Linked DNA regions of Homo sapiens: region 2 is linked to region 1. A link is an interaction called in ENCODE POLR2A ChIA-PET data of the cell type or tissue named here. Cell type or tissue: K562. All regions are shown on one strand. Each heading gives the region's core, and the rest is flanking DNA. Links, peaks and the distances in the headings are about the cores only.

Region 1 (2,864 bases), core at 1-2,500:
CCGTGCCTGCTGTCTGCTGTAAAGGCTGCAGCCTCCCCAGCTCTCCTCTGCCAGCCACCCTAAATTCCAGCCAACCTCACCTCCTCGGGCCCAGCTCAAGCCCCCTTCCTTGCTCTGGACCCCTTAGGTATACCCTGGAAGAGCTGGGGTGGGGGAGGAGGGAGCGTGAAGGTAGTGACTCCTGAACACACCCAGGTGGAACCATCTTTGGGGAGGAGAGGCCCGTGTGAGGGGTCTGATACTCCCTTTGTCTTCCCTCTCTACTCCTCGCTACACCTGAGCCAGGCTCTTGCCAACTCTGTTCCAGCCTATGGCTTTAGGCTAGCTGTTAAATATGTGACCCAGCATTAGCTCAGCATCTGTCAGAGCAAGAGACCAGGTAATTTCTAAGAACAGGGTTCTAGCGATGGGACTGCCCATTTCCTCAGCTGCAGAGGAGGAAAGGGAAAGGGTAGGCCTGTAGACTAACGCTGTTTACACCCTTGTTCTGTCAAAGCAATTAAAGATCACTTGTGTTGAGGCTGTGGGGTAATGAGCACTCAGCCTTTGGGGTACCTGTTCCTAAAGTGGGCCAAAAGAGCCCTCCCTACATGATGCCCCAGTTTTTGCTTTATTCCTATTTCATACAGCTTCTCGGGGGAGTGAGCAGGCTACACTCCAGAACACCGGTATGGGAAGGAGTGGGAGAGGAAGCCAGCTTTGGCCTCACAGGCACAGCTTGCAAGCAGGCCTTGGGTCTGCCCAGAGGCACAGCTTGCAAGCAGCCCTACAGAGAAGGTGACTCAAAGGATACACCAGTCACCAGTGCAAGACTCTTCGCTCCTGTTTTTCTCTTTTTTTTTTTTTTGAGACGGAGTCTCGGTCTGTAGCCCAGGCTGGAGTGCAGTGGCACGATCTCGGCTCATTGCAAGCTCCGCCTCCCGGGTTCACGCCACTCTTCTGCCTCAGCCTCCCAAGTAGCTGGGACCACAGGCGCCCACCACCACGCCCAGCCAATTTTTTTGGTATTTTTAGTAGAGATGGGGTTTCACTGTGTTAGCCAGGATGGTCTCGATCTTCTGACCTCGTGATCCGCCCACCTCAGCCTCCCAAAGTGCTGGGATTACAGGCGTGAGCCACCACGCCTGGCCCGGCTCCTGTTTTTCAACTGGCCCTAGAGGAGGGGTCCGCAAACCAGGCTGGCAGGCCAGTTCTGGCCATACCTGTTCATTTCCATACTGTCTGGCTGCTTTCAAGCCACAGTGGCAAAGTTGAAGAGTTGCACTAGACTGTACGGCCTGCAAAACTGAAACCATTGACTGTCAACCACTTCTCTACAACATACTCAACTGTTGCAGATTACAGGGACTCAGGAACCGAATTAGACAATTTTCATGGCGAGGAGAAGCCCAGTTAGCTTTCCTAAACGGGCAGGAAGTGTGAAGGAGGGAATCTCCTGATGCCCTGCTCCAGGGGTGGCACACACCTGCAAGAGGCTGTCGGCTGTCTGCTGCTGCTGAGGTTTCTGACCTGCAATCGTAGATCCTGTCACCACAGACTAATCACTTAGTCCACTGGCTCCTTCCTGTGGGATAAAGGTTTAAATTCATGCAAAAGAATCTTTCTGGGCTTCTGCCCACACTAGAGTCCCTATACAATGGAGTTCCAGGAAACCACCTTCAAAAATCTCCTGGGTTTTCTTGCCTCCAAATTTTCTTCAGCTAAAAAACAATAAAGATGAGCTGGAAAGAAAAGGTCTGCTAAAGGGAACCCATTCTACAGAAGTGACTTGCAAGAGCCTATTTCACTCATGCCGTCCAGTGAAACAGGCCCGAAAGTGATGCCCAGTGGGAACAGCAGAAAGGGGAGGGAGTTTCCAGAAGGAATTGCTGTAGTCAGCTGTTAAGCTATTTCTTCATTTCAGGATATCCAGGATATTCTTAACTTTTATTTTTTTGAGACGGAGTCTCGCACTGTCTCCCGGGCTGGAGTGCAGTGGCGCGATAGCTCACTGCAACCTCCGCCCACTGGGTTCAAGCGATTCTTCTGCCTCAGCTCCTGAGTAGCTGGGACTACAGGCGCCTGCCACCACACCCAGCTAAGTTTTTGTATTTTTAGTAGAGACGGGGTTTCAGTAGAGACGGGGTGACAGGATCTACAATTCCAGGTAAGGTCAGGTTGGTCTCAAACTCCTGACCTTGTGATTTGCTTGCCTCAGCCTCTGAAAGTGCTGGGATTACAAGCATGAGCCATTGTGCCTGGCCAAGGCCTTTAAAATCCACTGCAACACAGACACAGCTCAACTAGTGTGATTGCATTTATTCTTATAAATGTACAGAGCTGTAGAAGTGCAAGCCAAGAGTTCTATAGAGTAGTACATAAACACCATATGGTACCACTCCTGCTGGGAGGTAAGCCTGGATACACCCCTCTCCTCAGGAAACTGTCACCTGCAGAACACACAGCACTCAGAATTAAGGCAGTTTGGCCCTGGGCACATTGGTGGTATTTTGGTATGTGGCCACTGGCCCTAAACAACTGACCATTTCTACCCTGCCTCACTGCACTGTCCCACCAGGTCCCTCCAGCTTTTTCTACAAGGTAACACCCTCCTACATGGGGTCAGCCAGCTCAGAAACCTCTTCTTCAGGGACAGTTGCAGCTGAATATGCCAGAGCTGATTATTACAACAACGATGCAGAGGGCCTTGGTTTTGGGGTCCTGCCACCCTCACCCCTAGAAGCTGCTAAACACCCAGGCCATTCTGCCCTGACCACCTCCCCAACAGAGATGTAGGTCTATACTTACCTTCCACAGCCACCTCCCAGCACACACTGGGTCCCTCTACCTGTGTTGCTGTCTTTCTTTACACTGTGCTACATTTG
Region 2 (2,899 bases), core at 103-2,602, 510 kb before region 1:
CATATGCACCTGTGGACCTAGCTTCAGGGCTGGTGGGACCTAGCAGGCTGGGTCCTTGGGGCTAGGAGCAGGGGAACCCGAGAGAGCGCTTCTCCCAGGGTTGAGCTTCTGCTTGAAGCTGGGAAAGCCACAGAGAGGCTGAGCTTGTGGCCCAGGGACACCCAGCCTGGATGCGGCTGCTGTGCCCTCCCCCTGGAGGTCCCTCCTGCTTCCAAGGCTCACCCACCTGTGCATCCAGCTCGGAGCTCAGGGTGCTTCGATCCCTTTTTTGAGTTCATTCCTGTGGCCAAGCCCTTCCCCCACGGTTTCCCATGCTGGCACCTCAGGAGGATCCTGCCCCTTGTTCCCTACCCAGCTTCAACCCCTTCCTCCGAGGCTCCAAGCCCCCTCACCCCCCTCACTGCAAATCACCTTTCTTCCATTGGAGCCAGGATCTTAGCTCAGGGAGCGACCCCAGCCCCAGTATACAAAGAGAAGCCTGCGGCCCACAGTCCCAGAGCGAGGCTGCAGCTGAGCCCAGGCTAGGACGGGTCTCCTGCCCCACCCCTTCAGCTCAGGGGGCATCACCCACCTCTTTGGAGCCTCACAGACCCCCCTGGTTCAAATTTCCACTAACACTCTCTGTGATCTCCCACAAGCTGCTTTATATTCTGAGCTCCTTCATTTATGAAATGAAGATAATAAATTTTGCCTTGTAAAGTCGTTAGAGGGATTAGATAAAATACACGCATAGGCCAGGCCCTATGCCAAGAACACCTTAGGGCTGAGACCTCCTTCCCTGCCTCACTCTGGCAATGGACATTACTGAGCAGCACCAGGATCCCGAGGCCCAGACAGATGTGCCTCTTGCCCTCCAGGAGCTTCCCTCATGCTGGGAAAACAGACACCAGCCAGGAACCCGCAGGAGGCTCCCAGAGACGGGGAGTGTCCAGGAGGGAGACGAAGCTGGAGGCAGGAGGGGAGGGCAAGGGGTTGAGAAGGCTGGTCAAGGAGGGCCTCTCTAAGAATATGCCCTGAGGACCTAAGGGAACCAGTTGTGCAGCATGTGGAAGAAGAATGTTCTAGAGAGGGGGAACTCAGGACGGTGCCTTGCAGGTTCTCAGAAACGCCTGGCGCTTATCTGAGCACACACTCACGGACCCTGTTACCACACCACAGCGGGGCCTCTGTGTGGGGCTGATAAGGCCAGAAAAGATCTCAAGATATTTTCTTTCCTTTTCTGTGAGTGGCCTGAGATAGGCTGTGTGGGGACATTTGGCTCACGGCCTGCCTCACAGGCCCCCCCCGTCACCAGGGCACCATGGAGCACTCACTGCTGGACCTCCCAGTGGGGACTCGGGATTGGCCCCCGAGGGGGGCTGCCAGCCAGTGCTGGGGGCCCATGCGTGACGGGGCTGACCTGGCTCCCCTGTCGTGACCCACAGAGGCCTGCTCTCTGCTTGTGCAGTCTCTGCCTGCTCGAGTGTACAGCGTACAGGCTCTGGGCTCAGAGATGAGGGCTGGAAGCCAGCTATGTCACCTTCATTCCCTCACCTGTAAAATGGGGGTGCTGACAGTAACATCGTCCTCAGAGGGTTCCTGTAAAGGAGTGGGGGAGATGGTGCTAGAGCCTGGCTCATCCAAACGCCAGGCAAGGTGGCTCACGCCTGTAATCCCAGCACTTTAGGAGGCCAAGGTGGGCAGATTGCTTGAGGTCAGGAGTCCAAGACCAGCCTGGCCAACATGGCGAAACCCCCGTCTCTACTAAAAACACAAAAAATTAGCTGGATGTGGTGGCGTGCGCCTGTAATCCCAGCTACTCAGGAGGCTGAGGCAGGAGAACAGCTTAAACCCGGGAGGTGGAGTTTGCAGTGAGGCAAGATCGCGCTGCTGCACTCCAGTCTGGGTGACAGAGTGAGACTCCACCTCAAAAACAAAAACAAACAAACAAACAAAAGCTCAGTAGGTGCTACTTCCTTTCTTACAGGACCTGTGCCTCCTGGGATGACCCCCACCATCCACCCCTAGGCACCAGGACTGAGTCGGCTCTGAAAAGAAATGGGGAATGAAGCTTTGGGACTTGGTTCCTGCCTTCAGGGAGCCAATGGTCCAGCCAGGGGGATTAGGGTTCATGTCCCTTCCTGGGCCTCCAGGAGGTCATGACCTTCAAAGCAAGAATGAGGAAGCCCACGATGGTAGCGTGGGGCCCTGCATGAAGTGCCTGTGACGGGAGATGGAAGAACTCTGTCATATGTCCGTGAGAGTGAAAGGAACCTCAAGCATTCAAGGAAACCAAACCGGTACCCAAGATAGATGAAGAGATCAGGAATTTACCAGGTCACAGAGGCTTCTTGGCAGCCACCTGCAGGAGACGGATAACACCATGGCCAGGGCCCCCATGCTCCATACCGTGTCTGTGACCTCCACAGACTCACTCCACAATGTGACTTTGGGTAGGTCACAGTACCTGTACGGCCTCAGCTTCCCCACCTGTCAGATGGGAAGAACAACAGCGCCCTCCCCATGAAGCCATCATGAGCACCACACCAGGTAAATCATGACCTGCTCTCGTGCATGCAGGGATGTCAATGAAGACGAGTTCCTTTTCCCTGAAGTGATGAAAGGGACTTTTAGAAAAGAGGAAGTGGGTGGATTCTTAGGAAACCTTAGTTCCATCCCAGGCAAGTGGCTCTGATGATTCAGTAGGTGACTTCCAGGTGTTCCCAGGAGGCGCAAGCTACCAAAGTCATGTCCTCTCACCTGAATTTTCATCCAGCCCAACCCTGCCTCTGGACACCTATCCCCTCTTGGGACCTCGAGGCCAGGCCTGGAGAGGATGTGAACGCCTGGAGGCCCTCCCAAGCCCAAGCAGGAGGTAGACGCAGGGACAGTGGGCATCTTCCATCAGGCAGAGCTTGGC

The links. ChIA-PET counts read pairs that join two places held together with the same protein. Peaks named below come from ENCODE experiments on the same cell type or tissue, not always from the same donor. Only the 100,000 strongest peaks of a DNase experiment are listed, where the experiment ranks them.
Region 2: POLR2A ChIA-PET joins it to region 1 with 5 read pairs; 2 of 35 experiments call an interaction of 5 or more read pairs at or near these places.

The regions. Positions count from the first base shown.
Region 1 is chr15:74,897,709-74,900,572 of GRCh38, forward strand. MPI (mannose phosphate isomerase) reads left to right here. Exons shown (of 8, transcript NM_002435.3): 8 at 1-2,864. The coding sequence ends at 22. It overlaps FAM219B (family with sequence similarity 219 member B), which reads right to left. Exons shown (of 5, transcript NM_020447.5): 5 at 2,284-2,864. Among named protein-coding and RNA genes, the nearest start is that of FAM219B, 7.7 kb to the right of the region's middle. RefSeq lists an enhancer at 1,004-1,503. In K562, for the core only: no CTCF peak of the experiment used is centred there; no DNase peak of the experiment used is centred there.
Region 2 is chr15:74,388,553-74,391,451 of GRCh38, forward strand. It overlaps LINC02255 (long intergenic non-protein coding RNA 2255), which reads left to right. Exons shown (of 4, transcript NR_146881.1): 3 at 1,967-2,529. Among named protein-coding and RNA genes, the nearest start is that of LINC02255, 11 kb to the left of the region's middle. RefSeq lists an enhancer at 1-183. In K562, for the core only: no CTCF peak of the experiment used is centred there; a DNase peak (open chromatin) is centred at 1,249.